Linked DNA regions of Homo sapiens: all the other regions are linked to region 1. A link is a loop called in an ENCODE intact Hi-C map of the cell type or tissue named here. Cell type or tissue: endothelial cell of umbilical vein. All regions are shown on one strand. Links, peaks and the distances in the headings refer to the core of each region. The heading gives the core; the rest is flanking DNA.

Region 1 (10,661 bases), core at 2,662-10,661:
TCTCGTTCTGTTGCCTAGGCCGGAGTGCAGTGGAGCAATCTTGGCTCACTGCAACCTCCGCCTCCTGCATTCAAGTGATCCTCCTGCTTCAGCCTCCCAAGTAGCTGGGACTACAGGCATGTGCCACCACGCCCAGTTATTTTTTTGTATTTTTAGTAGAGATGGGATTTCGCCATGTTGGCCAGGGTGGTCTTGAACTCCTGACCTCAGATGATCCACTCGCCTTGGCCTCCCAAAGTGCTGGGATTACAGGCATAAGCCACCCCGCACCTGGTCCCATTATAGATTTTGAAACAGGTATTAGCCCAAGAAAGATCTTTACCCAGAGGCAAATGCCTTGAAAAATTCCAGTTTATATTTGGGAAATGTCCCCAGTGGGAATATTTGAAAGCATAAAAGTACACCTCCAAGCCAGTGGTGCTGCCACTTCCTTCTGTGAGGCTTCTAAGAAGTTCCAGCAGAAGGCCAAATCCAACTGGTATCTAAACTCTTTCCCCATTTTGCTATTATGACTTTTCTTAAAGTGAGGCATATCTGCAGCAACATATTTTGCTTACTGGTATCTTATTTTTTTACTATAGAAAAGTATCTAGGAAATATGTGATGAGGCCATTACTGGGGGAAAAAAGCCCAGGAATTTAGTCCAACTATGGTGATATTTGTTGTTTTTTCATTCTTCACCTCAAATATAGAGTACAAAAATATTACCAGGCATAGTGGCTCATGCCTGAAATCCCAGCATTTTGGGTGGCCGAGGCGGGAGGACTGCTTGAGCCCAGGAGTTCCAGACCAACCTGGGAAACATAGTGAGACACTATCTCTACAAAATAATTAAAATCAAAAATTTTAATAATAATTAAAATTAAAAAATTAAAATAATTAGCCGGGCATAGTGGCTAATGCCTATAGTACTAGCTACTCAGGAGGCTGAGGTGGAAGGATAGCTTGAGCCCAGGAGTTTGTGGCTGCAGTAGCTATGATCATGCCACTGCACTCCAGCCCGTGCGACAGTCAGACCCTGTCTCTAAAAAAACAAGCAAAACAAAAATACTATCACTTACAAAAGTTATCATTTCTTACATCTTCTCCTTCCCTAAACCCACTGCAACCACTTTCAGATCATAATTAACTTAGGGGCTGAGTACTACAAACCAGAAAATGAGTTCAACTTCCAGCTCTGGATGAACCTGGACAAGTTATTTATCCTTTGTAAGCCTAAAGTTCCTTATTTGTGAAAAGGAGTAAATAACAAGGTTTTTGTGAGCAATAAATGAGATACTGCAAGTAAAAATATTGGATGGCATACTGTAAGTGCTCAATAAGTATTTGCTATTATTCTTATTACTGCCTTCACTAGTCTCCCTATCTATAGTCCTTTGTAAAATTCACCACGTGGCTGGGCGTGGTGGCTCATGCCTGTAATACCAGCGCTTTGGGAGGTCTAGGCCGGTGGATCAACTTGAGGCCAGGAGTTAGAGACCAGCCTGGTCAATGTGTTGAAATCTTGTCTCTACCAAAAATACGAAAAATTAGCTGGGTGTGGTAATGCACACCTGTAATCCCAGCTACTGGGAAGGCTGAGGCACAAAAATCGCTTGAACCTGGGAGGCAGAGGTTGCAATGAGCTGAGACCGCACCACTCCAGCCTGGGCGACAGAGCGTGACTCTGTCTCAAAAAAAAAAAAAAAAAAAAAAAGAAAAGAAAAAATTCACCTTGCACTTTGCTAACACATTTGGCTTTTTATTTTATTTTATTTTATTTTGAGACAGGGTCTTGCTCTGTCACGCAGGCTGGAATGTAGTGGCATGATCACAGGTCACTGCAGCCTCGACCTACCAGGCTTAAGTGAGCCTCTTGCCTTAGCTTCCTGTGTAGCTGGGTCCACAGGCATGCGCCACCACGCTCAGCTAATTTTTCTTTTCTTTTTCTTTTTTTTGGGAGGGGTATTTTTTGTAGAGAAGGGGTTTTGACATGTTGCCAAGGCTAGTCCCAAACCCATGGGCTCAAGCAATCCACCCACCTCCACCTCCCAAAGTACTGGCATTACAGACAGGCGTGAGCTGTGGCACCTGGCCATATTTGGTATTCTTTTATTTTTTCCCCCTTTTTCAACTCATTGCTTGCTAACACATTTGATATTCTTAAATCACCTTTGAGTTTTGTCAGTTTCTTTTCAAAACTCTTCAGTGGATTCCATGCATACAGGATAGTCTTATCTTCTTGCCTGGAATGTGTAGCCATTCCCTATCTGGCCTTAACAAACTTGATACCAGCTTGGTCGTTCATGATGCTCGTTAATAACAGACTAAACTTCTTCCCCTTCCCCAACACACCCTGCTCTTTCAGCCTCTTTGACTTTTTTCCTGGTGTTGTGTGTGTGGAATGCCTTCTCTATGTACATCCATATGGGGTGCTGAAGATGCCACCTTCCCCCACAAGGCTCTGATCCCTCTAGCAGAGCAAACTCTCTCTGGACTCCTGAAATACTTGTTATTTTCTCCTATCTTGAAAAAGTGTTATTTAGGTTCACATTATCTCCCAACCTAAAATATAAGTCCTTTAAAAACCAAGGTTCACGTTTGTTACATTTTTACATACTCATGGCCCAGGGTCACACTCACAATTGGTACAAATACCCATTATGAAAGTAGAACGTGGTAACAGAAGACAGTGAAATAAAGTGCTGAGGGAGCCCAGTGGAGGAAGAGTTTATTTCAGTTGCCTTCACATTTGAAGTAAACCTTTAAGGATATTAGAACTGTGTTGGGCAGAAAAGATGGAAATCGGCAATCTAGGCCAAGGGAGCGACATGAATAAAGGTGGAGAGAGAAATGCACAACTGAAGAACAATTTGTATGACTAAAATTTCGGTGGCAGGTTGTTAGGACTGAAAAGGCAGATTATGGAGGGCCCTGAAGGAGCTCCTAAATGCATTTGGACTCAATTTTGAGGCCATGGGAAGCTACTGAGGCTTTTGAGCAGGGAAATGACATAGTAAGATGTATGTTTTAGGAAAATGACTATCAGCTGGGCATACAATGGAACTAGGGATGAGACCATTAGTTTGCATGTATGTGTCCTTCCAAAATTCATATGTTAGAACTTAAACCCCAAGGTGATGGTATTAGGAACTAGGGCTTTTGGGGAAGTGATTAAGTCATAAAGGCTCCACCTTCGTGAGTGGGACTAATGGCCCTATAAGAGAGGCATCAGAGAGCTGCTTGGCCCTTCCAGCTCTTCACTCACGTGAGAACACAGCATTTATCCCCTTTCACCCGTCTGCCTTCTGCCACGTGAGGATGCTGCAGCAAGGTGCCATCCTGGAAGCAGAGACCAAGCCCTCACCAGACACCAAATATACCAGTGCCTTGATCTTCAACTTCCCAGCCTCCACAGCTGTGAGAAATAAATTTCTGTTGTTTATAAATTACCCAGCCTGTGGTATTTTGTTACAGTATCAGGAATGGACTAAGGCAAAGACCAATAGTTAGAGACTTTCACAATAGTCAGGAAGACAGTGACGGTATCTTGAACTACAGTGGTGGCAGTGAGAATGCAAAGAGGCAAGATGTGAAAGGAGACAGAGTGGAAAGAGAACTTCAATGGGGGGTGATGGAGAGGAAGCAGGTGTTCTCAACCTGGAGTCTACGGAGAGAACTTAGGAGGGGTCCATAAACTTGGACAGAAAAATAGAACATCTTTATTTTCATTAACCTCTAAGTTAAATGTAGCATGCCTTCAATTACGAATACAGGCAACACACCAACGGCACCGGACTTCATCAAATTGGCAAAGGGATCCATGGCATAAAAAATAATTTCTTCACTCTAAGGGCCTAAAAGTCTGGTAATGTCTTTACCAGAAACAAAGACTACAATTAAATAGGAAAACTTTAAAACATTAAAAATAAAAAAAAATTAAAAAAAAAAACCCAACAATGTGTGGGGACTGAGGGAAGGAAGAGTAGTAAAAATGGAAAAAGTTCTCAGTTTGACTTTGGATGTGTCGAGTTTCAGGTGGCAGCCCACCCTTATTTCATAAGAGGACATCTGATTTCTTATGTCCAGTCGCCTTCAGCTGCAGGGAACCTGAATCATCTCTATACAGTAGGAATCTGCATTTCTCATTCTGTTCCTCCTCCCATCTCTCAGCATTGAAAAGAGTCCAGGGGTGACCAACTGTCCTGGTTTGCCTGGGACAGAGGGGTTTTCCAGGACACATTCAATGCTAAAACCAGGAAAATCCAAGCAAACTACGATGAGCTCATCATCCTAAGCGCCCCTCAAATCTGGCACTGTATGCTAATAAGGCTATAATAATACTATCTACATTACAAAACTATGCTATTTAAGGTTTCTTTTAGATCTGAGTTTTGTCCATCTGTTCTTCCCATGAGATGGAAAATCCTGAAGGAAAATCTTCCTCTCATAAGGTCAGACTCAACAAATCCATTAGTAACTGCATATCATTATGTCAACAGTTCTACAATTTATACAGTTCTGGCACATTCACATATCATGCAATCCTCACAAGAACTCCATGAGGTAGCTTGGATTCTCTTCATATCACAGAAACCGAGTCTCTGCAAGATTTATTACTCCGCTTTACCTCACCCAGCAAGCAAAGTGGCCGGCTCCTAGCACTGCAGCTGTCAAAGAACACTGAGACACTGTGTGCTCTGTACAGAGACAAGAGTGGCTGTTGCTACACGGAGATTATGCAAAGCTGCAAGTTTCTTTCTATTGCCATGCCCAGGAACTCAGTGCTTTGACATTACACTGATTTACAATAATATGAAGTGTTAATTTTAAGCACAAGGTACCCTAAGGTAAGGTGTCGGCTGACCTAAGGGAAAAGGCAAAAAAGCCAATACATAAATGTCCAAAACCAGTAAGATTAAGCAAGAACAGCAATAATCTGCAAATCAAAATGTATGGCAAATGGTACAAAAACTATGCTCCCAGATGCAGCATCTAATCAGAAAATCTACACACGGTAGTGAGTATACCTGTATTAATCAATACAGAAAATCAACATGCCCGAGTGTGCCTGCATTGATCGATCCAGGAATCTTGGCCGGGGATGGAATGGTGAAAGCCAGGATAGATAAACCACGGTAGTAACGTACTACTAATGCTCCATACACTTAAGGGGCCTGGCCCTGCCAGGTTTATTGACCCTGCAATTCACCAGCTACCTCCTCCTGTCGCCATGGCAACACCCACACCCAAGCAGCTCCAGAATTCACCTTTGGATATCCAGAATTCACCTTTGGATATCCACAATCCACCGAATTTGCACCTACGCAGTTCAAATAAACCAACAAAAGATATCCCCACCCGCTAAACTGAGACAACCACGACCTTTTCCATTTCCCCGATCTCTAATTCATCCACGGAACATGTCTTTAATTTTTCACCCATATCCACTGAAGGGAGGGTGAGTCCTAAACAACGACCACTTTTGATACAGTAAGAGGTTTTTTCCTTTCCTCCCCCTCCCCCACTCTTTTTTTGCGGGGTTGGACATCAGAGACGAATGAAAACCGGATGCGCACACAAACAACATTTGCCTAAAAAAGACAAGTTAGTTGGTATGATCAAAATAATTTTCAGCCAACGTCTCGTGGCACGTCTGTCAGGCAAGCTGAGTTTTGCCTCTGCAGGCGACCGCCTCTGGAGCTGAGAAATAGTTTCCAGCGCGGCTGTTTGATTTACAGCTCTCAAAAGCAAAAACGCATTCTGTGCCGACGGGACCGCGCACAGCGTGAGCAACAACCATGACGTATTCGGGAGAGTTTTCCAGAACGGCTCTCCGGCTCCAGCAAGATGCCCAGGCAGCAAATCTCATTTCTGCTGGGAGAAATGGAATCAAATCGCACCCCACTGCCCGAGCCCACAGAACGCAAATCAAGCGGTTTCATTACAACGGTAGTTAAACCCTTCCTCAGACCCTGAGCTCTGCCCCGAGCCCCGGGGCCTCGCTTTCTACCCCCACCACATCCCTAGGACCTGGGAAAAACAAAACGACCCGCCGTAGAGGAAAAGGAAACCCCAAACAAAACTCGGGCGCAGAGCCTATTTCTACTGGCCAAAGAGCGCCGCCAAGACCCCTTCCGTCCGGGGCTGTCCGCGCTGCCACTAGTAAAGATGGCGGCCATAGGCGGAGCCGCTCACTCCGAAGGCCGCAGGCTACCCTGCCGGCCACGACCATTCACGCGGAGCCCTCCACGCCCTTCGCGGCTTGACGCATTGCAGGTGCAGCGCGACCAATCAGACGGCGCGGCTCTTTTCGGCCAACCACTGCAGGGTCGCGCCGGCCTATCAGAGCGTCCTTGTCAAACTGAACGAGGAAAGAAGCCTCAGCAGCGCCAACTAAGCAACCGGCTACAGACCGCGTTCCGGTGCGTGTGTGACGACACCGCCGTGTGCTCCTCCGCTGGGAGATATAGTGCCCTCGCCCTTGCCTCGCCCCGCCCGCGAGCGCTCCAAAGGCTTGGGCGTGCGGCTTGCTCTTCCTCTCCGCTTGACGGGCGGTGGTTCCCCCGAGACAGAAACTTGACTGAAAAATAATACCAAATACCCGTGCTGCGGCCCGTGGCCCTCCATAGGGCCACCTGAACTAGCCTCGCCTGTCCCCTTGCTCTTTGCCGTTCGTCCTTCGCGTTTTGTGAAAACAGTTGGCGCCGCAGAAATGAGATAAACGCCCCTGAGCTCGAAACCCGCACTCGAACTGCCACCGAGCCGACCCTTCCTGTTTTGGAACTCAGGGCCCGGCCACCCGAGAAGCACCCTCATGGGCACTTTGTTTCTACAAGGGCCCGTTTCCATTTCCTTCCTAAGGTTTCCTTATCCCCTGCGGCAGGAGGGGCCCGCTGGGCTCGGGTTTTCAGCTGCGTTGGAGCTGCAGAGGCTGCGGAGTGAACGCGGCCAGGAGCCCGCCTGGGAGCGCGCAGCGCTCTAGGAGCCGAGAGCCGCTGCTTGGCCCTCGCTGGCCGGGTAAACCGAGGGGAAGCTCCTGGCCTCCTTTCCCTTAAGCCCCTTATTGCTTCTGTGGGGAAGGCCCTCCTAGGTAGAGGCGAAGGACCGGGGAGATAACCTCTCCCATGGGCCACATCCGCTGCCATGGTCTGTGTCGTGCCAGAAGGTACCTCTCAGCCCTCAGTGCCGTGAAAAATCTGACACTCAAGAAGGTCGATTGACACGCCTAACGTCGCACAGCAATTTAGTAGCACAGCACAGAATAGAAGCTACCCAGGCTGGCTGTCTCCCAAGCCTGTGTTTCTCTACCACACACAGTAACACTGCGTCTTCCAGAGCTGAAGCTGTAGTCGTGAGATGGCTCAAGCATTTGGGGGAACTGGAAGGCAGACCTGGGAATGAAGAGAATTGTTTTCTTTGAGCAGAATTTTCAGTCAGTGGCCTACAGAAAAAGTAGAGAAGAAACATTACTTGGTTATTGTCACTGTTCCAAGAGGCTAGCTAAGAAAATTAAATCGTGTGGATTTCTTAAAACTGCTGTTTCGTGTAACCTCCAAACATCTATCTGTGACTTTGGCACAAGGTGGCTTGGATGTCTGATCTTTGTGATTGAACTATATTCACATCCTGTTTCTAAGATTGTGTTACTAATGGTTTTTCCTGAGGTTTTACAACCAGTAGTGGTGTCTGCGCTGTAGTCAAGTGAAGGTTCTTTGATCTAAGGCTATACTTGTCAGTTGCTGTTTATTGCTTCTTAAACTTTTACTCAAAGTCTTCTTCAAAAAGGAGAAAAGCTGTGGTTTTCTTTCTGTAGGCGGTTAGTAGTCATTCCCAAAGATGTTTGCCAAGTGAGCAAATATATTGGAACTTCCAAATGAGCATTTCACTGTAAAAATACCTGCCCCAAAAACAATACGACATGTTTCTTTTGCAATTTATATGGTATAGGAAACATGTTCTGTGACTTCTTTGTAGCAAGCCAGATCCTGATGTGAAAAAAGAGATCTAACTGTGCCAATAACAAATTGAGAATTCTTGAGTAAGTTCCTTTCCTGTGTTCTTGGGACCTCAGTTTTCTTTTTGTTTGTTTGTTTGAGACGGAGATTCGCTCTGTCGCCAGGCTGGAGTGCAGTGGCGCGATCTCGGCTCACTCCACCTCCACCTCCCAGGTTCAAGCGATTCTCCTGCCTCAGCCTCCCAAGTACCTGGGATTACAGGCATGTTTCACCATGTTGGTCAGGCTGGTCTTGAACTCCCAACCTCAGGTGATCCGCCCGCCTCAGCCTCCCAAAGTGCTGGAATTACAGGCGTGAGCCACCGCGCCTGACTGGGACCTCAGTTTTCTAGTATGTAGAATTTGAGGATTGGATTAGAGAATTTCCAGATTCCCTTCCAGCTCTAGTATATGATTCCACTGTGGAGAAATTGGACCATAACTTCATTATGTCATTATACTTAGGCTTATCTGTTTCTGTGTATAATGCTTGACATTGTACAAGTTGCTTATATGTTTATTTTTATATTCAGTCTTCCCAATATTTATTATACTTCCAGAGGAAAGGGTCCCAGTTTTACAGAGAAGTTAGGCTTACCAGGAAGCCTGAACTACATTTATCTAAATGTGAATTGGTGTGCCACAAAATATTCCTTGAGGCTTATTACTTCAATCCTAGTACATGTAAAACTTGCTTTTTAGTCGTCAGCAAATGAGCTCACTAAATTGTGAACTCCTTAAGGACAAGGCCTATTCGATTCATCATGATATTGTCTGTGCCTAGTGAATTTCCCTTACATTTCTAGATAAAGATTTACTGAAGGAATGAATGAACAGTAATTAGGACAATAGTAGAAGAATCTGGATTTGAAAGGGTCTTTGAGTCCCAAGAAAATCAATCAAAGGCCGGATGCAGTGGCTTACACCAGTAATCCCAGCACTTTGGGAGGCTAAGGTGGGCAGATCACTTGAGCCCAGGGGTTCGAGACCAGCTTGAGCAATATAGGGAGACCCTGTCTCTACAAAAAATAACAAAAATTAGCCGGGCGTGGTGGTGCGCACTTATGGTCCCAGCTAATTGGGAGCCTAAGGTGGCAGGATCACCAAAGGCCAGGAGTTTGAGGCTGCAGTGAGCTATGATCGCACCACTGCACTCCAGCCTGGGTGACAGAGTAGGACCCTGTCTCAAAAAAGAAATCAACCAATATTTATGGAGTATCTACAATGTAGAAGGTTCGGTTTCTTTTTTCAACACAATTTTTTTTTCCTCTGGTTGAGTTGTCTCCATTTTTTATTTTTAAATTAAAGAAATATCATTATGGAACACTAATGATCTTAAATATCAGGGCTTATCTCCAAGCTCTCCTTTGTATGTATTCTGTTACATTCTTTGAAGAATACAAGGATTTAGAAGAAAATGACTTTTAAAAAACCTATCTGACTCACTCAAACAAAATTGCTCACTTTCCTGATCTATTGTTGCTTTTCTGGTCTTTGGAAAGAGATGATGTCTTCTACCCGGCCTTGGATTTTTTTCTTTTTTGTCCTTCCTTTTTTTTTGGTGGGGGCAATTTTTGGAAGTAAATGTCACAATCGATCAGTCAATCTGAGTAGGCATGGTCTAGTCTGTCCTAAGTATTTTATATGAGTACCATTTGACAAAGTCAGAATTCTATAATGATTCTTAACATTTTTTTTTTTTTTTTTGAGATAGTCTCATTCTGTCACTCAGGCTGGAGTGCAGTGGCGTGATCTTGGCTCACTGCAATCTCTGCCTTCCGGGTTCAAGTGATTCTCGTGCCTCAGCCTCTGGAGTAGCTGGGACTACAGGCGTGTGCCACCACACCTAGCTAATTTTTGTATTTTTTGTAGAGATGGAGTTTCACCACGTTGGTCAGGCTGGTCTCGAACTCCTAGCCTCAAGTGATCCACCCGTCTTGGCCTCCCAAAGGGCTGTGATTACAGGCGTGAGCTGCCATGCCAGGCAGATTTTTAACACTTCTAAAAAGTTGTAACTCTTGAGACAAGTCCACTGTGACCTCAGATGTATATACATCCACATCTCTAAGAGTCTCCTGGTTACTAGGGAATTCCGCACAAGTTCCTCACAAAATTCACAAGCAAGAATATTTAGAATCATGAAATTCTAAATCTGGGAAGAACCAGAGAAAGTCCATCTGGTCTAACTTTTACATTTTCCAGATAAGAAAACTAAGTCCCGAGAAGGGACTAGTTAGGGAAAGAGCAGGCTTTTAGACTGCTCTTTCCTTTGACCTTTGAAAACATTTTAATCAAAGAACAATCATAATAAGGGGAGTAGAGGAATGTTATCATTCACAGGGCTTCCAAGTGACTGTGGAAAATCTTGGGAGGCTTTGCTTTGGACTTTGTTATCCATTTAGGGACTGGCTGTTCTGAATTGTTCTCTGTGCTAGGCCTTATCTAAACCGCTTGCCTTAAATCTTTGACCTTCATTTAAATTGCTGACACTTTCCCCTTGTGAAACTGTATCATAATTTCTTCTGTCTTCTTTAGGCTAGCAGCATTTCCCTTTCTTATTCCCAGAAGAGCTCAGAGAAGCTTATTTTTTTAGATGAGTGATGCATAAAAAGGAATGTGGCTGCACAATTCTAATTATTTCATAAAGTTCTGAGGTATTTTTAGGGTGTTGCAAAGTGCTAATAAA
Region 2 (8,000 bases), core at 1-8,000, 230 kb after region 1:
AGAAGACAACATAAAAGTACATGCAAATTTTCACTCATCACAACACTGAATATTTCTGGCGCAGGTCTGTCCAGGTAGCATTTTTCACATAAATACTACTAAGTACAAATTATCTGAATATTGCAATGCCCCTCCACTTAGGAGTTTTTCAGAAGATTTATCTCAAAATACAGTGAAACGATGACATATTATTCACCACCTTGGGGATTCCAAGACACACGATGAGGTATCGGCATTGCAAAGGAAGGATTTGCCTGGGTTTCTGGTGGTCCAAATCTGAGGTTTGTTTCAGACATTCTCATCTTCCAGGCCTCTCATCTCACCATGTTTTGGTGCTGTCACTAATGAGGAGGTCACTTTGGGCAAGACAGCTTTCCCTGTGCCTCACTGACTTCCCTGATCAGATGAAGATAAGGATTGTTGTCCTACACAGAACTGTGTGAGGATGACATAAGGTCACATAGATGGAGCACTCTGAAGACTTACAACTTCTAGGTACATGCCAGGTGTGTATAAAACCACATACCTACAACACACATCTGAGGTTAATATGGCCAGCCAATTCCTATAGCCAACTTATCCCTAGGCTTCTGGTGCAATTGTAGGAGGTATGGGGAAGCTGAGTTAAAATGTTAGAAACCCCAAACAAACCATCATCTGAATTTTGAACCTCACCCCCTGACAATGGCACAGGATCCACGTTCCCTCCACCAGCTGGGAAACAGCGTTCAGTTACATCCTTAGTGTGTCTGCCTTACTTCCTTTGGAAAACAGTGTGTACGCAACAATCAACTATTCAACATAGAGATGCTTTTGTTTCCACATTCAATGTTTTCTCTCTAAAAATATTAGGGCTGGGCACAATGGTTCATGCCTGTCATCTCAGCACTTTGGGAGGCTGAGGCAGGAGGATAGCTTGAGCTCAGGAGTTCAAGATCAGCCTGGGCAACATAGCAAGACTTCATCTTTATTAAAATAAAAAAATTAGCCAGGCTTGGCGGCATGCACCTGTGACCCCAGCTATCTGAGAGGCTGAGGCAAGAGGATGGCTTGAGCCTGGGAGACAGACTGTAGTGAGCTATGATCATGCCATGGCACTCCAGCCTGGGCGACAGAGCAAGACTGTCTCAAAAAAAAAAAATTAAAAATAATTAGGTATTTGTGACCGATTGAGAATTTTACTGGATGCTTGAAGCAATTTTTAGTTCTTCATTTACATGGTATAGAGTCTTTACCAATCAAGATTTACATTTGACTCCTAGAATACAGGACAAGGGGCAAGGAGAGGCCTTGAGCAACCCTGAGTCTCCCTAACTTGCTCACTCTGGACAGTCTCTCAGGCAAGCTGGAAAGTCACCTTCCTCTCTCCCTCTGGGACACATCTGCTCAGGCACTTCTGTGAACCACCCATTTCCTCCTCATAGCCCAGTCACCTCACCTCTTCTCTGCCGGGCCCTTAGGCTGCCAGGAGCACTTCCCAAGGAGGGAGGCAGGAAGGGAGAGAAAACCATTCCTGGTGAGTGTTGTAGTAGAGCGAAAGGAAACTGGAAGGACCCCAGATCCATGGTATGTAAGCGGGAGATGCCCACATGCGTAGATGCGCACATGCAGGGACTTCTATTCCCTATTATCACTGAATTGTCATGAGAGTTAAAGTTATACCGGCTATTAGAAGCCTCTCTTGGAAATCCTCTATCTTCCACAGAGGTTAAACACGAGAGGCTTGGTGGTGGTGGGGCGGGCTTGGAGTCAGAACCCTGGAGCTCTTGTCTCAGCTGAGCCTCTTCCCAGCTCCTGGAATAGTGCCTGGCACACAGTAAATATTGCACCTAAAAGAAGGGCCTCGGCTAGGAAACCAGAACAGGGGCAGATGAGAGAGGAACTTCTGTTTTTCTCCAGGTCTCTTAGGCCTGGATGATAAGAGTCAAGGTAAGCTCCCAATATCCCGGAGCCTCAGTTGTCTCATCAGTAAAATGGGTATGAGATCACACGACCTTGGCCCATTTTATGGAGCTGCTTCAAAGATAGAATGAGGACATGCTTTATAAAAAGAAAAGCTCCACCCAAATGCTGGTGACTGTAAGGATGAAATGGGATCTCTGACTCCTAACTGAGGTTAGAGCAAAGAAATGTGAATGTGAGTATGTGTGTGTTTAAATGCTGTTTGTTGGCAAGTAACTGAAACAGGACTTTGAATCACCTGGAGATGTCACCTCATGGGTACATGATGGAGATGGGTCTAGTAGCAGTGACAAGAGGGGGAAAGAATTGGTTAACAATAAAAAATGAAAAGAAACTGGTTGTCAGCTCAAGAGAGGCAGCATGCCAGTGTGGAGAGAGCATTGATGTTAGGCCTGGGGCTGAATCACTGTTCTGCTACATATTCAATTGGAAAAACTTGGGCAAGTTATTTAGCCACTTTTAGCTTCAATTTTATTTTCTGTAAAATGGAAGTAACGGTAGCTATCTTGCAAGGCTAATGTAGGGATTGAAGATAACACATCAGTGGCCTAGTACAGTGCTGGCATGGAGAAGTTTCAATAAACGTGGTTATTACCATCCCTGGCTGAAATGCTGTGAGATTCAGTTCAGGGAGCCTGCTGGGACCTTCTGGTGAGATTCTGGTCAGAATTCACACTGTCTTGAGTGGCTGGGTCAATATGCACAAGGACTGAGGGAGCCTTACACTTCACCCAGTGACAGAAGACAAAGCATGAGACAGATTTCTATCCTAAATGCAAGCAAAACTGCAGACCGAGAGAAATAGAATCCAGGCTTCTGAAATGACAAACACCTCGCCAAATGTAAGAGAATGCCACCCACCATTTTGCTCACAGCAAGAGACGCATCTCCAACTGCAGGTGGAACACTATTTGCAAGTTTTCCAATGCTCAGTTTAGTGACTAGCTCAGTGTAATTTTTTTCCCCCTTTAAGCAAAAATCGAGAAGAGGGAACGGGTTGCTGAGAATATGAAGCTAGGGTCTATTCTCAATTTGGCCACTCACTCCCTGCTACTGCCCACGTCTTCCTCATCTTACTGCCCTGGAGGCCTGTGCAGAGCCTGGGGTGGATCTGGAAGGGGGTGGGAAGACTGGGAAACTGGCAGATAGAGCAGGGGGCCCATTACAACCCAGCATGCTCAGAAGCAAGGAAGCCGGGAAGTCAGCACAGACCAGCTCCGGGGAGAAGCCAAATGCTGTCTGCCAAAATGCTTTCTGCTCAGTTTTCATTTTATTTTAAAGAAGCCATGATTCTTAGGCGCTTGTTCATGTAGTTCCACCTTCCTCTAAAACACTGTATGCCCTGATCCCAGCCTCTAGGCTGCTGGAGCCACTGCGGCCCCACTCGGGAGTGTTGCAAGGTGTGCTGTCCCCTGAAAGACACAGCCCTTCCTTCAGGCTTTATGCTGTTGCCAGGGTCACCTCTTACCGAGCAGGCTGGCGGGGATGACTACATTTACATAATGATAAGGGCTACAGGAGAAACATTTATTTCTATCCCAGAGAAAATCAAGTTAAAAAACCAGACAGGATGCTCCTTAATAAGGGCTGCTCAATTCACCACTCCTCCCTCCAGGCTTTGCGGGGAGCCGGAGGGGGAATTCTGAGTGACCACTGGGGCCTCTACCGCCCACCCCATCCGCCAGTCCCCACCAGACACTGCCTGGAGCCAGGGTCCTCCCCACTCTGGCCCTGAAGGAACCTTCAGGAAATGGAGGAAGTATGGACACAGCCCAGGCATTTGGTTAAGTATTTTTAAAAAGCTTTCCAATTCTGCTATTTTTTTCTCCTCACATTCAATATTCTTGGTTGCTAAGTGGGAGGGAATGTGGGGAGGTGGGAGAGGTGTGGGGAACTGAGGGGAAATTGGCAACACGAAGCTGATGGGTTTATTTTTTCATTTCTAAAGGGGGTACAGGCAAAGGAAAGCGCTCCGGCGCCGAGGCAACCTGCCTGGGCAGCATCTCCTGCTAGCTGGTTCGGAGGCAGACTCCCCCAAATCCTGAAGATTTCATAGGCCAGGAGTGGGGGCTTTCAGGGGAGATAAATATGGACAGTTTCTATTTTTGCTTCCAGACTTAGAAATGTAGAATTTTAAAAAAATTAAAATGATCTTTATTTTGAGAACATATCCACAAAAGGGAAGAGGCCAGTCTCATGATTACCTTTCACCAAGCGAAGGGCGGGTGCGCCCAGCAGCACAGCGCCGCGCCGCTGTTCCTGTGCTTGGGAAGGGGACTTCCAGCTGGGGGGGAGGTGGGGGCTGGGGCTGCCTGGCGGTGGGCAGGGCAGGGGCTGGACAGCTCATGGCTTTCCAGGCAGAGCTCTCTTCCTTCCAGGTGCACTGCCCGCAGGGCCTGGGGTCACGGGTCTGTCTATCAGTTTCCAGGGGGTCCATCCCCTTAACAGGGCCCTGACTTTGAACATTTTTTTTTAACTGCAGAAACATTTGTAAAACAATCTCACAGGGAACCCCATCTCTGTTCTGCTGCCTCCGTAGCCCTCCCTCCCTGCTGGTCTCTGCAGACCACGGCCACCAGCCCACTGCCCGCCTCACCCTTCGTACTCATTTATATTTTAGGTGACATATTTTTAGGCCCCTGACTCTTAAAAGCATGATATCAGCTGACCAGACACCTTACTAGGAAAGTAAAAAATACTCTGAGTATTGGAGCAGTTGTGTGAATTCACTTGAATCATTACATCCCTTCTCATTAAATGACTTCCTTCACTTAGTAATCTAAACATATGCAAGGGAAAACTGTGCAAGACTTGGAAATGGGCAAATAGGTGGGTGTCTGTCCGTGGAATGCTGGGGGTTGACCAGCAGACCTTCCCCGGGTTATCTGACTCTAAAGGGCAGGCACCGTTGACTCACTTCCCATTGACGGAGCTACTTTACAGCTCTGTAGGGGTAGAAATTAACCCGCGGAAAACTGATAATAAAGCAAGTGAATTTTGTTTGGGGGAGAGACAACTGATGTCACCCTGCAGTAAAGAACCCCAAACGATATCTTTCATCATCTTATAGGATGTTGTTTTTGTATCTACTTGCAAATCATTTCAGCATTCCTGCCTATGAGTATCTGTTCTTCAAACTCTTCTGTGAATAGGTCTTAACATTTTCCTGGTTCCTGCATTAGTTAATAAGGTAAATAAAATCTTTGACATGTGTTTGATAGTCGTATGCATCATGATTTTAACTTTTTCACAGTGATATTTTATGCCAATAGCCACTTCTCTTCTTAGTAGCATGCGGCCTGATGTCTGTGCAGGTCTTTTAAATATTGCTGCAGGAACCCCATCTGGACCACATAAATGACTGGTCTATACATAAATTACCAGAAAGATAAGACTGGTCAAAGGAGTTAGGTAAACGGGTGTTAGAGAGAAACTGGATAGAGATCCATTGTGAACTGAGTCCAGTGGGTCACTATGGCAGTGAAAGCAAAAGAAACCCAGGATCTGGAGGCTTCATCAGCCACTGGGAAAACAGCCCCTTAAACATGGAGTGTGAAGCTCCACTGCTATCATCTGCCACTTGTGGGGGCCTGGAGGTGCACAGGGGTGACAGAGTTAATGCCTGCTAAATGCCAATCAGAGAAGGCACTGATAGGCAGGGACCCATGCAAAAGCCACGCAAAGCAGGCCCTGCTGGCCTCTTACCTGGGGTTGGTGAGGTTGTAGCAGGATTTCCATATCTGCAGCATGTGCTTACAAGTCAGCAGTGCCTCGTCCGGGCCTCGGCAGAGTGACTGCAACTTCACTTTGGAAAACAGTAGTCTGCAGTGGGGAGACAAAGGGAGAAAACACCACGGCTCAAGCCACAGAGTCCCCATCCCAGCAAGACAAGTGGTGGGCTTAGACCCAGAAGCAGCTGTACTCATTTCAGAAAGGGAACATCCACATGTGTGGTCCAAGGAAAGCGGGATTCCAGAACTCCTGGCTCAAGGTGTTGCTTTGCACAAGTCTCACCACTAACGCAAATGCAAGCACGATGTGACTATTTGTGGTCAGGCTGAAAGCATTAGAGTGGCCAATTTTATTCAGAACACAGGGAATTTATTAAAAGCATGCTTTTTAGAACCAAACCAATTTATTTGTGAAACCTCAAAAACTCATTAAAAGCGAACCTTGGTTTATTTACAGAATTACACAGGAGATTTGACTCAGTTGATATAAATATCTACAGATAACCCTCCACAATGATGCTCACCGTCGTGTGAGCTTCGAAAGCCTGAACGGAAGTCCCATGAAGAAGGGCAGCCTCCGGCATAGGCCCTCAGCTCCTGTGTCTTCCCATTCCTGCTACTGAGGGCCTAGGGCTCGTTCCGCAATCACCTAGGTCTCTCTTCTGTATTTTTGTTACCATCAACTACTCCACCCTCCATCCAGACCTTCTGGGCACTAAGCTCAGAATGTTCTCTCTTTCGTGGCCCCACAGGGTAATGCCATTTCCAGATTCTACTTATGTTTCTCTGCCGACATCAGCCTAGGTACCTGTAGACATCAGCTCTCCTGGCCCCTGGACTTGTCACCACTATCCTAGTAAAAGTCCCAGTATGAGCCCAGCTTCCTTCCTGGTGTTCTTCCTGTCCCCTGACTTACCCGCTCTCACACATCTTATTATAAAGATCTCCAAAAATCATTCTTTTCCCCAAGACGGAGTCTTGCTCTGTCACCCAGGCTAGAGTGCAGTGGCACGGTCTTGGCTCACTGCAACCTCTACCTCCTAGGTTCAAGTGATTCTCCTGCCTCAGCCTCCTGAGTAGCTGGGATTACAGGCATCCGCCACCACGTCCGGCTAATTTTTGTATTTTTAGTAGAGGTGGGGTTTCACCATGTTGGCTAGACTGGTCTTGAGCTCCTGACCTCGTGATCCTCCCAAAGTGCTGGGATTATAGGCATGAGCCACCGCTCCCAGCCCCCAAAAATCATTTTTGTTCTCACCTCGAGAAACTACAATGATCCCTTACTTATACTGTCTGTAATAATAAGTCAAAATTCTGTATCTCATCGTTTAAGGCACTCCACCAACTAGCCACTCTTCTTTCACTGTCTCATCCGATTGGACCCTTTACTTCTGCCAATGTAATTCATAGGCCAAATGCTACTTTTCTGGCACAACTCTATGGCTACACATGCCACGTCCCCAACTTCAACTTCTACTCATGCACATCTTTCTTTAATTCTTCCCAAACCCAGCCAAAACCCCACTTAAATAAGTAAGTCTTCAAGTTTTAACCCCTTATCTTCTCTACTCAGTATGTGCCATATTAGCTGGCATTTGTTGTTAATAATAAAAAGAAGAAAAAGAGAGGGAGGAGCTCCTGCTGACCGAAGGCATCCCACGTGCCAGGCCTTGTGTTTGGCACTTCACACGCTGTCAATGTCCTTGGAAGAAGCTGTCAAGGCAGGTGGTGTCTAACACTCTTCAACAGATATGGAAACTGAAGCTCTGGTGCCCTTTGGTTGTTTTCTGGATGTGATTTTCTTCCTGAGGACAAGAGCCCTGACATCTCTCTCTGCCTCTCTGTAGCCTCACCTCCAGTTCCAAGAATTGTGCTCTGAGTTTGATGGGCCTTAAATCAGCATTTACTCACTGACTACTTTTTCTATAAAGCAAGGCATTTTAGAGATTTCAGCTGGACATCCAGGAGAATTCCTTCACCCTGCATGATGTGATGTCCTCATTCAAAGGTACCTTAGAGGAGGAAAGTCTCTTTTTCATGTGTGAGAGGTGGAATGAAAGTGGTCCTAACCCATCACTGCCCAAGCTCAGGATGGGTTCACACCAAGCGCCCCCAGCGACCCCTCCAAATGGAACATAGGAAGTCCAGGGCGGTGCGGTGCTCCCAGTGGGGCCACGGCTGCAGCCTCCCCATGCCTGGGCTTGCAGAAGCCTGGAATGATGGGACGAGGGCCAGGTAAAGGGAGGAATGTAGTCTCTGATCTACAAGCAGATGAGCATAAAGAGCGAGGCTAGATGTGAGAATAGG
Region 3 (10,922 bases), core at 1,397-9,396, 82 kb before region 1:
ATACCTACTTCCGTTTCATGCAGGCTGTTTTTCTTCATACATAAAACCACTGGTCAGCCTGATGAATAGTTCTCATTCTTTTTGGAAAAGAACACTCCAGGGAAATCTAAACAGCTGAGACTCTGACAGCCCCAAGTGAGGCATGATCACTGCCTGACAGCACTGCCCAGAGGAGAGTTACCCCAAAACACCTGAAGGGCCCCTCTCGCTTCTTAGTGGTAATAGAGATGCTCCCTGGCCCGGAGCTCTGAACTGTCGTGCAAGACAATACCTAATCCAAAGTTTTCATGGTGCAAATGAATAAACAAAGAAAGGTCACACCTGTGAGAAGAGGCTCACTGAGCCTAGGCAAGGAGTCAATCTCCTGAGTCCTTGTCCATCACTCTTTCCCTATAGAACTTTCAACGAAATCATCATCTGCCTGGCAGATCTCTCTCTATGCTGGAACTGCCTTTCGGGGAGTGAAGCAGTTCCTGAATGTCTTAGAGTTGTGCTGTCCAATACGTCACCATTAATATGTGGCTATCAAGCACTTGAAAAGTAGCTAGTCTGGGCTGGGTGCGGTGGCTCACATCGGAAATCCCAGCACTTTGGGAGGTAGAGGTGGGCGGATTACTTGAGGTCAGAGGTTCCAGACCAGCCTGGACCAATACAGTGAAACCTTGTCTCTACTAAAAATACAAAATTAGGAGGGCGTGGTGGTGCATACCTGTAATCCCAGCTACTTGGGAGGCTGAGGCACAAGAATCCCTTGAACCTGGGAGGCGGAGGTTGCAGTGAGCCAAGATCGAGCCACTACACTCCAGCCTGGGCAACAGACCAAGACTCTGTCTCAAAAAAAAAAAAAAGAAAAAAAAGAAAAGTAGCTAGTCTGAACTGAGATTTGCTAAAAGTGTAAAATACACACCAGATTTCAAAGAGTACTAAAAAAAGAATGCAAAATACCTAGTTAATAATTTTTTTTCTTTTTAAAGCATGCAATTGGCATCTGAATCTCTGGTTAATAATTTTAAAATACTAATTACATACTGAAATGTTTTGATATACTAGATTAAGTAAAATACACTATCAAAATTAACATCATCTGTTCCTTTTTACTTTTTTAATGTGGCCACTAGAAAATTTGAAATTACACAAGAGGCTCACATTATATTTCTATTGGGCAGCTCTGTATTAGAGTATAAATCTGGAAAGTATTTGGGGGTCATTTAGAGTGACAGTTATGTAAATGCTAGGTAATAATTACTTTATAATAGTCCTAAAAAGGTATTTTTCAAAGTATCTGTTGGTCTGTACACTGACAGGATAACAAAAAGACTGTCTGAAATACACACTAAAAAAGAATGGGGTCGGGCGTGGTGGCTCACACCTGTAATCCCAGCACTTTGGGAGGCTGAGGCAGGCAGATCGCTGGAGGTCAGGTGTTTGAGACCAGAGAGACCAGCCTGGCCAACATGGCGACCCTATCTCTACCAAAAATACAAAAATTAGCTGGGCATGGTGGCAGAAGCCTGTAATCCCAGCTACTCAGGAGCCTGACGCATGAGAATTGCTTGAACCCAGGAGGCAGAGGTTGCAGTGAGCTGAGATCCTGCCACTGCACTCCAGCCTGGGTGACAGAGCGAGATTCTGTCTCAAAAAAAAAAAAAAAAAAAGAATGAGGATTGGGGCAGTTATTAACAAGATTCCTTCTTCAGTTGCAGCCTATAAAAGGAAAAAGGGAAATTACAGAAACTTTCAAATCCTCAAAGCATTATGTACTGAAGGAATAAGTCCACTGCTTTAAAACTTCTAAGGGGAACCCATGACATCTACTTAACATTTTTGACATTTTGATGTTTGTGCAATATTCTGAAGCTACTGATAAATAGCTTAAGCAGATAAATAATCATGAGGATGTAAAAACAAATTCCAGAAGAAACAGAAGTACACGTCTTCAATGAGAGGTGACTTACCTGGGTTGATGACCACCCAGCCACCTCGTTCCTGCTGGTGCATCCACGCCTTCCAGCCTCGGGCTCCCTTCTCCCCAGCCCGGGGCTCTCCACTGTCCCAAAAGGGTTCAAAGAATTCCACCTGTTCAGATTTTAGAATGGACGTTAGACCTCACTTGTATAAAACTGCTGAGTCAGTGGGCAAAATCCGCGCTGGTGGATATAAGAGAAGCTTATGATCCTTGAAATCATGTTTGCCATCAGTCTTTGAAGTAGATACATGCTACACACCCCAAGATAGAAAAAAGATCTATCTAGCGTGGCAGGCAGCTTCCAAGATAGCCCCCATGACCCTACCTCTGCCTTGTGGTTTTCACACTCGCATGTGAGCTGGACCTAGTGATTCCAACACACAAAATATGGCAAAAGTGATGGGGGGTCACTCCCGGGATTAGGTTACAAAAAGACCAGCTGAGGTTCAGCAAGAAGGGTCTCCAGATGGGTAGGAAGGGAGTAGTTTCCTAGTTCTTATCCTGCCAGGCCAGTCTAACCAGGGACAGTGGCACTGCCAGTTCACCTAGTATCACTGGACCCCCGAGCTAATTCCTAAAGTCATGCCGCTTTCAAGATATTTTGAGAGGAAGGTTCCAACAAGACAGACCATGAGCTACGTGACACAACCATATCTTAAGTAACTATATATTCCTAACACCTGGCACAATACTTACTGCCTAGCAGGGACTCAATAAACGCTTGTTGGCACAGATCTGAACAAGGCAGGCGACCAGGGAGTAAAAAGGTCTGCATTTTTTATTTTTATTTTTGAGACAGAGTCTCGCTCTTGTTGCCCAGGCTGGAGTGCAGTGGTGTGATCTTGGCTCACTGCAACCTCCACCTCCCCGGGCTCAAGCAATTCTCCTACCTCAGCCTCCCGAGTAGCTGGGATTACAGGCATGAGCCACCACACCCAGCTAATTTTGTGTTTTTTTAGTAGAAACAGGGTTTCTCCACGTTGGTCAGGCTGGTCTCCAACTCCTGACCTCAGGTGCTCTGCCCACCTTAGCCTCCCAAAGTGCTGGGATTACAAGCCTAAACCACCGCGCCCAGCCTAAAGGTCTGCATTTTAAAGCCTGGCCCCATTAGCACCTCCCTCATTCATTCGAGCATTAGGTGTGTGGTAAGCAGCTCACTGGCAATAAATCTTTCCCTATGGAACAGAATGTGAACACAGCAATGAACAGAAACGTGATCATGTTATCAACTGGAAACAGGACTGTGAAAGTGAGCCAATAACCTACTCAGTGAAAGCTTTTGTAAGAAACCTTTTGAAGAGGACAAGCAGGCTTCCAGTGGGCACAGCATGGGCCATGAGCCACAGGATTATCTAGCCTGAGCCCTGGGCAATGCCACACACGCCTGGAGGAGTATTGCCTCCAGGAGAGTCACGTCAGGGCAGGGCAAACGTCCTGACACGTCAGTCATCCTCAGAAAGGGGAACCAGGACGACTACGCTCCCTCTTTAGAGGTCTGGCTCTTGTAAGAGTGAAGAAAGAAAGTTTACTTAAGAAAAAAAATTTTTTTTAAATAGTGTGATAAATGAGTATAATCTATTTGTTTATTCCACAGAAACGCAGACCAGTAATATCAGACCTGCCTGTGTTAAATCACGCTACTGTGTTCACGGTAACAACGTCTCTCAGTTATAAAAGCAATATGGAATATTAGTAAATAAGAAACTTTATTCCAAAGTTGTCATGTAAATGCTTTGGAATCACATGTGCTATTCGTGTTTAAAACCTCAAGCACGAGGATCGGGGTCTCCCAACACTTTAGAGCAGTGGTCTTCGATGGGTCACATTTGTAGGCAGAACCCTCCACCCATCACTCTGTTCTTATCACAGAGGGTCTTAGGAAAGGGGCAGGGGGAGGGGGTGAGAGAAATTCTGATCCTGACCCACAAGGTTCCTTAGAGTCAGCTGAGAATCACTTCTGTAGTACAGCCTATTCTTAAAATCTCACAGCATGTCTTAAAATTACTCTGTTATATGGTTTATTAATGATTGATTATAGCAATTTAACTGGTATAATTCTTTAATCCAATTTTTTCTAGAGGTAGCATCATGATAAAAATGGTCTTTACTGGCAATTCATGAAACTCCCACATGACGGAGGCCTTGGCCTCTCAAGAAACACTTTTGAATGTTCACCATAAACTCATATATTCTATTTATCTTCCACTAGACATCTTTACAGAGTAGAAAACTGAGTTTTATTTAGTGGAAAAAGGGAAAAGATACATTTTCTTATATACATAGCTCTATAAAAATTCTTTATTTCTTCACTTATCTTCATTTATCTCAAACATTGGCAATGCTCGCTTGTCATCTAAAGGATTAACCCTTCCCCAATAAGGATCACTGTTGACAAGGTATCTCTGTGTAATTTCATTTGCAACTCTAGCGAAGATTGTGGGTACTTAGAAGGTTAACTGAGGAAGTGATGCAAGACCCAAACTAGAATGTGTAAGGGTGGAAGAGAGTAATACAAGGTTTAAAATGGCATGACAACTGTTTCCCTGACTAGGGGAGCCAATCAGCATTTAAACAAAGGCAGAAAGGGGATGGGGGGGAGGAGGGGAGGGGAGGAGGAAGGGGAGGGGAAGGGGGCAGGGAAAGGAAAAGGAAAGGAGGAACACAGGCAGGCAGGCAGGCAGGCAGGGTGGGAGGGTGAGTCCTCAGAGAGCCTTTATGTTGTGAAGGAGGGGGAAGCTTCTTTACCTATCCACATCTCACCATTTTCATTACAAAACTTTCCTCAGATCACTGGACTATTTCTGAGAATTCCTCCTCAGCAGACTGATATAAAGGAGGATATGATATTTTAAAAACACTACCACACCACCTCTCATTATCCACACCACCTCTCATTATCCACACCTTCCCCCTCTCCCTCCAGAGAAAGAGCCAGGAAGAGAGAGATGAGGCGAGCAGAGCTGGGTACCTGTCCTTTGGTAGGCAGATCTTTCACGCTGTCGGGTTTGAAGAAGGTGAAGTCCACCATGGCCTGGAACAATGAGATGGCCTTCTCAGAGTGGCCAGCCTGCCGCAGAAAGTGGCACTGCTGAAGAAAGAGTGCTGCGAACAGGAGGGCAAAGGGGAAGAAGCCTGGTTGATACCGTTAAAGGGAAAGAACCTAACTTCTCAAAACAGGCAATTAACACATTGAGAACACCTTTCACCTGCAATCACTATTAATTTACAAAGCTGTGATACATGTCTTGATTTAAAGCGTCTCACACAGTATTATAATCCAAGTATGTTTGTTCTAATTTTTGTATGAAAGCATCACAGAACACAAATATTAACAACAAAAACTATATATAGTACATAAAAATAAGTCAAGAGGTTGGTCTGAATGCTATCAAATAATCACAGCTCATTATCACAAGAAAAATTATAGAAAAAGGATGGCGTAGCAGATTTTTATCAGAAAGCAAAGAGCTGTATTCAGTTGATCACTAGATGGCATTACTCACCAGCAACTTTCATCCTATGTTCAGAGTCGGCTGTAAACAAATCAAGGTTCCATGTCTGAACATTCCAGTTCATCTTACTTTTGGTACAATTCCAGCTACTAAATAACACTAAGCTATTTGTGTAGATCACATACAGTGACAAATTCAAGACTCTGTGTCAGTGTGATAAATGCTTATATTTTGAGAGCAATGTATTTCTATCTTTAGATGCCAACAGTAATTAATACTCAATAACAGGGGTTGTGATCAAATAAATGCCTGCTCTGTGCCGGACACTGAGCTAGACTCGCCATGGATTATCTCGTTTACTGTGCAACACAGTCCTGTAAAGCAGGTTTATAGTATTGTTGCTGATGGAGAAACTGGGGCTCAAAGAGGACCTGCCCAAGGACACAAGAGAGCCAGTGAAGGGCAAACCCTTCAGGATTCAAGGTCAAAAGTGATACTCTCTGGCTCTGCATAACATGCAGCCTCCAACATCTCATTACTGTCAAAATTAATGTTCCAGGTTCCTTCAGGACACACCAAAAATGTTAACAGCATAATAATACCCAAAACTTCTATTTATGCAGTGGTTCCCAGTCAGGGCATCTCACGGACATTACTGCCTGGGACCCTACAATTGGGTGAGACAGGTACATGCATCTCGACAGATAAGGCCACCGACTGCCAAAGCAGTTAAGAGACTTGCCTATGTTTACTTGGCTAATCAGCAGAACCTTGTCCAGTGATATCTTAACTCTACTGGCCCTATTGCCCCCACCTGCCCTGGGAGCTGGGGGCAAATTTGTTATCAAAAAGAGTCGTAATACTTTTTTAAAAAAATCAGTTCTATCAAACAATTTAGACTTTTTCTAGAATAAATCAAAAATAGATCTTCATTTTCAAGTAAAGCCAAAAGAAAGTCTAACTCCTCCCACGTAACTGGATCTGGTTATCTCCTTACCAAACATGGCCTCTTCCGTGCCAGGCAACGCAGGGTGAGATAAGATGCTGCCGTCCTTAACAGCAGACAAAGTGCTCAAGCATTTTCCATAAAGACTGTGAATTTTTGATATCGAAAAGGTACTAAACTGGCTCTGGCAAAATAAAAGGTATTTCTGCCAAAGGGCTGTATTATTGGGATGCAAAAATATCAGTTTCTGCCACTCTTTGACCAGAGTGGAGGGCTCCCAGAACTCTGTGCAGAGCTTCAGCTTGGCCAGTTTCAGATCCACACTGCTCTGGTTGCTCTCAATGGCCCGCTCCAGAATGGCCAGCTTCTTCTCCAGAATGAGCTTCAGGGACCTCTTTCGCTTTTCCTGCTCTCCTTCCTCGATGGCATACAGGCCAGGACTTTTCATGACCTCGTCCTCAACAACAAAAACACCAATTTACAAATGCAAATGGACCTGGGAGATCCTGAGTTTCAACAATGCTTACTGATTTTCTTACCACCCCCTAGGGACTTTCTTAAACCACCAGTTTGCCACTATTTCTTTTAAAGAAAACCTGGATCCTAAAGTGCTTGTGTCACCTGATATGTTTGATCTTGTATTTATCACTTAATTATCCACTCTCTGCCATTTTAAGCTTTGATTTCTGCATCAATGACTAGCATACAATGCCTTGAAAGTCTTTTCTGAAGAGCAGACCTTACCAATAAAAGGGCCAAATGTGGCACAAAATATGGTAATTGTATGAGTGGTTCAAAATTAGGGATTCAGACAAACCTACAAGTTTTCGAAAGAGAATGCATGGCTCTAACTGGGTAATACACTGAACAGCCCTCTCTCTTTCACAATTCCGTGAGCTCTGCCTGTTCTGTTTGTACTTCAGGAATGCCTCTCCCTACCTGGTGAACATCTCTTCTTTCAAGATTGTGTTGAACTTCACCTTCTCCTTGGTAGCTCTTTCTCCTCCCTCAACACAAGCCATTCCCTCACTCCACTCCCAAGTTATACATTACAGCATTTACTACCCCAGGGTGCACTTATTCTTCGCATGTCCATTTTCCTCATTGGACTTTGAGCGAGCTCAGGGCAAAGGCTCTATTCTAATAATCTTTGTATGCCCAGTGTCAAATTTCCTCATTTGCTCAAAAATTGCTGCACAGTCCATCAGTTTGCCCAAAATCAGGAATGTCCTTCTAAGGTAAGAGAATTGGGATGGCAACACATACCTGAAAAGCAACAAATGCCATCCACAGCTGCGTATCCCGAGGATTCTCCCGCACCCTCCTGTTAAACTCCTCCACCTTGGCCTTGAGAGCCGCACTCTCGCTGTCTGGCTGTGCGTCTGGCTGCTTTGATTCCTGCTCTGGAGGACCCTGTCCTTGTAGCCAATGTGTGGTTGACTGATCATAAATCCCCAGAGGATTCAACCAGGTTGTAACAGGAGCCGCATCTTCCAAGTCCTTCACTGGTATAAAGGAGATGGGCTCAGATGAGGGAGGTTCAGTTTTACTGCTAATGGCAACTCCATCGATGTTCATTAATCCCACACTCTTCTTAGTAAAATAGCGTTCAACCTGCTTGCGTGAATGCTTCTTCTCTGTGGAAGTCCCTTCCCAAGATATGCACTGCTTCTTAGGGTTAATGCCAAGGCAGGAGTCTCCTTTCCTCTTGTATCTGATATTAGAAAAAGAAAAAAAGTTACTGAGGGAATACGTGTACTACCTCTGAATGACTAAAGGCGCATTAGACCTAAACTCTCGTTATGCAGGTTCACTGCATATAACCAAATTCACCTCACCTTCAGATTGTTTCTATTTGGAGATACACAAGGACTAGTAATTAACTTTCTTTCTGCCTGGCTTGACTTCTTCCTATAACACTTCAACTCTTCTTTAACATCTCATGAATTTAAGATCATGCCTGTCTTCTAGATCTTAGTAATTTCTATTTTCCTGGAGCCTTGTAAAGAACTGTCACACACATTATGTCATTTGATCATCACAGCCATATGTGACAGGCAAGGCAAAAATTATCATCCCTTCTCTTAACTGTTCCTAAATAAGGACACTGAGGCCTGGGAACCTGGATCATCTGTTTCCTAGACCAGTCCTGTTTTCTCAATATTTTCCTGTGTCCCTACTTAAGAAGATAACATATAGGCCTAAGATTCTTTTTTTAATCCTGAAACAAAGTATGTCAAATGAAATTACATTTGGTTATTTTCTACTCTAGAGGAAAAGAGGTTGGGTTCTAAAACGCTTTTATGGAACATGTAGGCGTCCCCAGAGTTAACAAACACATGACTACTGAATATTTGCACAGGCAAAAGCTAAGGAAAATTGTACATTTTTCTGTATGTATGTTAGCAAACAATTCAATTTTAAAAACGGGCAAAAGATCTGAACTGAAATTCCACAAAAGAAGACATGAATAGCCAATAAGCACATAAAAAAAAAAACAACTCAACATCCTTAGTCAACAAGGACATGCAAATTAAAACCACAATGAGGTACCCCACACACCAACTAGAACAGTGTTAATATTTAAAAGGCTGACAACACCAAATGTTGGTGAGTAACCTGTGGAGTAACCAGGACTCTCATCCGCTGTCAGCGGGAATGTAAACTGGTATAATCACTTTGGGAAAAGATCTGGCTGTTTCTTAAAAAATTCAACACAGACCTAACCTATGACCCAGCAATTCTATTCCTACATATTTACCCAAGAAAAAGGAAAGCACATGTCTACACAAAGACATGAGCACAAATGCTCTCGGCAGCTTTATTCCTAACAGCCAAACACTGAAAGAGTCCACGTGTCCATCAATAGAAGATGGATAAGTAAACAGAGGTACAGCCATACAATGGAATACTACCAGCAGTAAAAAGGAGCTACTGGTAAGTGCCTTATGGACGGATGATCTCAAAAACATTACACTGAGTGAAAGAAGCCAGAAGCCAGATACAAAAGAGTACACACTGTATAATTCCACTTACATGCATTTTAGAACAGGTAAAAACGAATTGAGGGTGGAAACAAGTAAGAACGGTGATTGCCTCTGGGAGAATGGGGTACAGACTTACCAGAAAAGAGCACGAGGAAACTTCTGGCGGTCAGAGTAATATTTCACATTTTAACAGAGGTTCGGGTGAGAATGAAGCTTTGTGCATTACATTGCATGTAAATTTTCAATTAAAGGAATAAAACTAAATAAATATTGACCTCTAGTTAATAATACACATGCTGAAGTATTTAGGGGGTTGTTTATTGATCTGCAGTTTACTTTGAAATGCATCAAAAAAATAGGATGGGCTGATGGATGGACACATATGACAAAACAAGTACAATACAAACTTAATGGATACAAAGTTAATGGTAGATGTAGGGGGCAGTTATACGAGCATTCACTGTAAAAATCTTTCAACTTTTGCTGTATATTAAAATTTTTTCCTAATAAAACCGGAAATGCCGTGGGGAGAAAAAGGCAGGGGAGAACTGCCTTCATCTTCTGTCAGCTCCCAGGAAGCTCCGCTCCACTTCACCTTGGTTCAGGGCCGGGCTCTCTCCCTCACCTCTGTGGCTTCTCTGCGGTCAACAGGTCCCCTCTCTAAGTGCCTCTGCCCTCCTCACTGACCAAACACAGCAAATTCCACTGTAGGGGACTATTTTCTCACACAGACATAAATATTCTCTCTCAAACCTTTTATCTAGCCTCCCTCCCAATTCTTTCAGACTATCTCATGACAGTCTCTTGCCATTCCATTTATGAGTCAAAAACAACCTTAACAAAGGTGTGATGAGATAAAATAGCACTAATGTAGGCCGGGTGTGGTGGCTTATGCCTGTAATCCCAGCACTTTGGGAGGCTGAGGCGGGTGGATCACCAGAGGTCGGGAGTTTGAGATCGGTCTGGCTAACATGGTGAAACCCCGTCTCTACTAACTATACAAAATTAGCTGGGCGTGGTGGCACACGACTGTAATCCCAGCTACTTGGGAGGCTGAGGCAGGAGAATCACTTGAACCCAGGAGGCAGAGGTTGCAGTGAGCCGGGCTCAAGCCACTGCTCTCCAGCCTGGGCAACAGAGTGAGACTTGGTCTCAAAAAAAAAAAAAATAGCACTAATGTAGTTCTAAACAAGGCTGCCATTCCCTAAGGAACAAACTTTAAGTTAAAAAGCTAGTTTTGTTCTCCTTTATCCTCTTTTAATAGTATTGATTCCTCATTAGTCTCACAAAAAATATACAGTATTTTAGATATTCATAAAATCTCTTGAAAAATGTTTACTGTTTCCTGACTTTAAACTAACAGCTGCATTTTTATAACAAATTAGATGAAAATGATAAGGGAAGGGGAAAAATGTTACTGGCCTATATTACTATCTACTTTCAGACACTATATGTGTTTCAGTATGTATATATATGTGTGTGCACATACATCCTTTTTCAAAATAGTTGATATCACATAGTTTCAGGCCTGCCTTCCTACTTTAAAGCATCTCCTCATACCATTAATCTTA

What was found. Peaks named below come from ENCODE experiments on the same cell type or tissue, not always from the same donor. Only the 100,000 strongest peaks of a DNase experiment are listed, where the experiment ranks them.
Region 2: a loop joins it to region 1, with 2.8 times the contacts of the local background. A loop is called at or near these places in 13 of 110 quality-filtered maps.
Region 3: it touches region 1 in a loop (2.6-fold over the local background); 47 of 110 quality-filtered maps call a loop at or near these places.

What each region holds. Positions count from the first base shown.
Region 1 is chr14:90,377,031-90,387,691 of GRCh38, forward strand. No RefSeq gene overlaps it. Among named protein-coding and RNA genes, the nearest start is that of CALM1, 15 kb to the right of the region's middle. RefSeq lists enhancers at 5,244-5,771, 5,772-6,298, 5,917-6,216, 6,299-6,825, 6,337-6,406 and 2 more. In endothelial cell of umbilical vein, for the core only: no CTCF peak of the experiment used is centred there; DNase peaks (open chromatin) are centred at 5,771, 6,301, 7,231 and 7,391; H3K4me3 peaks cover 1,960 bases; H3K27ac peaks cover 2,453 bases; H3K27me3 peaks cover 193 bases.
Region 2 is chr14:90,612,262-90,620,261 of GRCh38, forward strand. TTC7B (tetratricopeptide repeat domain 7B) reads right to left here. Exons shown (of 20, transcript NM_001010854.2): 16 at 5,668-5,784. Among named protein-coding and RNA genes, the nearest start is that of TTC7B-AS1, 26 kb to the right of the region's middle. RefSeq lists an enhancer at 2,776-3,297 and a silencer at 4,644-4,938. In endothelial cell of umbilical vein, for the core only: no CTCF peak of the experiment used is centred there; DNase peaks (open chromatin) are centred at 740, 3,630, 4,220 and 4,810; H3K4me3 peaks cover 378 bases; H3K27ac peaks cover 4,502 bases.
Region 3 is chr14:90,296,305-90,307,226 of GRCh38, forward strand. It overlaps NRDE2 (NRDE-2, necessary for RNA interference, domain containing), which reads right to left. Exons shown (of 14, transcript NM_017970.4): 5 at 7,631-8,078; 6 at 6,416-6,821; 7 at 4,935-5,068; 8 at 1,956-2,076. Among named protein-coding and RNA genes, the nearest start is that of NRDE2, 30 kb to the right of the region's middle. RefSeq lists a silencer at 6,501-6,795. In endothelial cell of umbilical vein, for the core only: a CTCF peak has its summit at 5,472 (motif pointing right); a DNase peak (open chromatin) is centred at 5,477.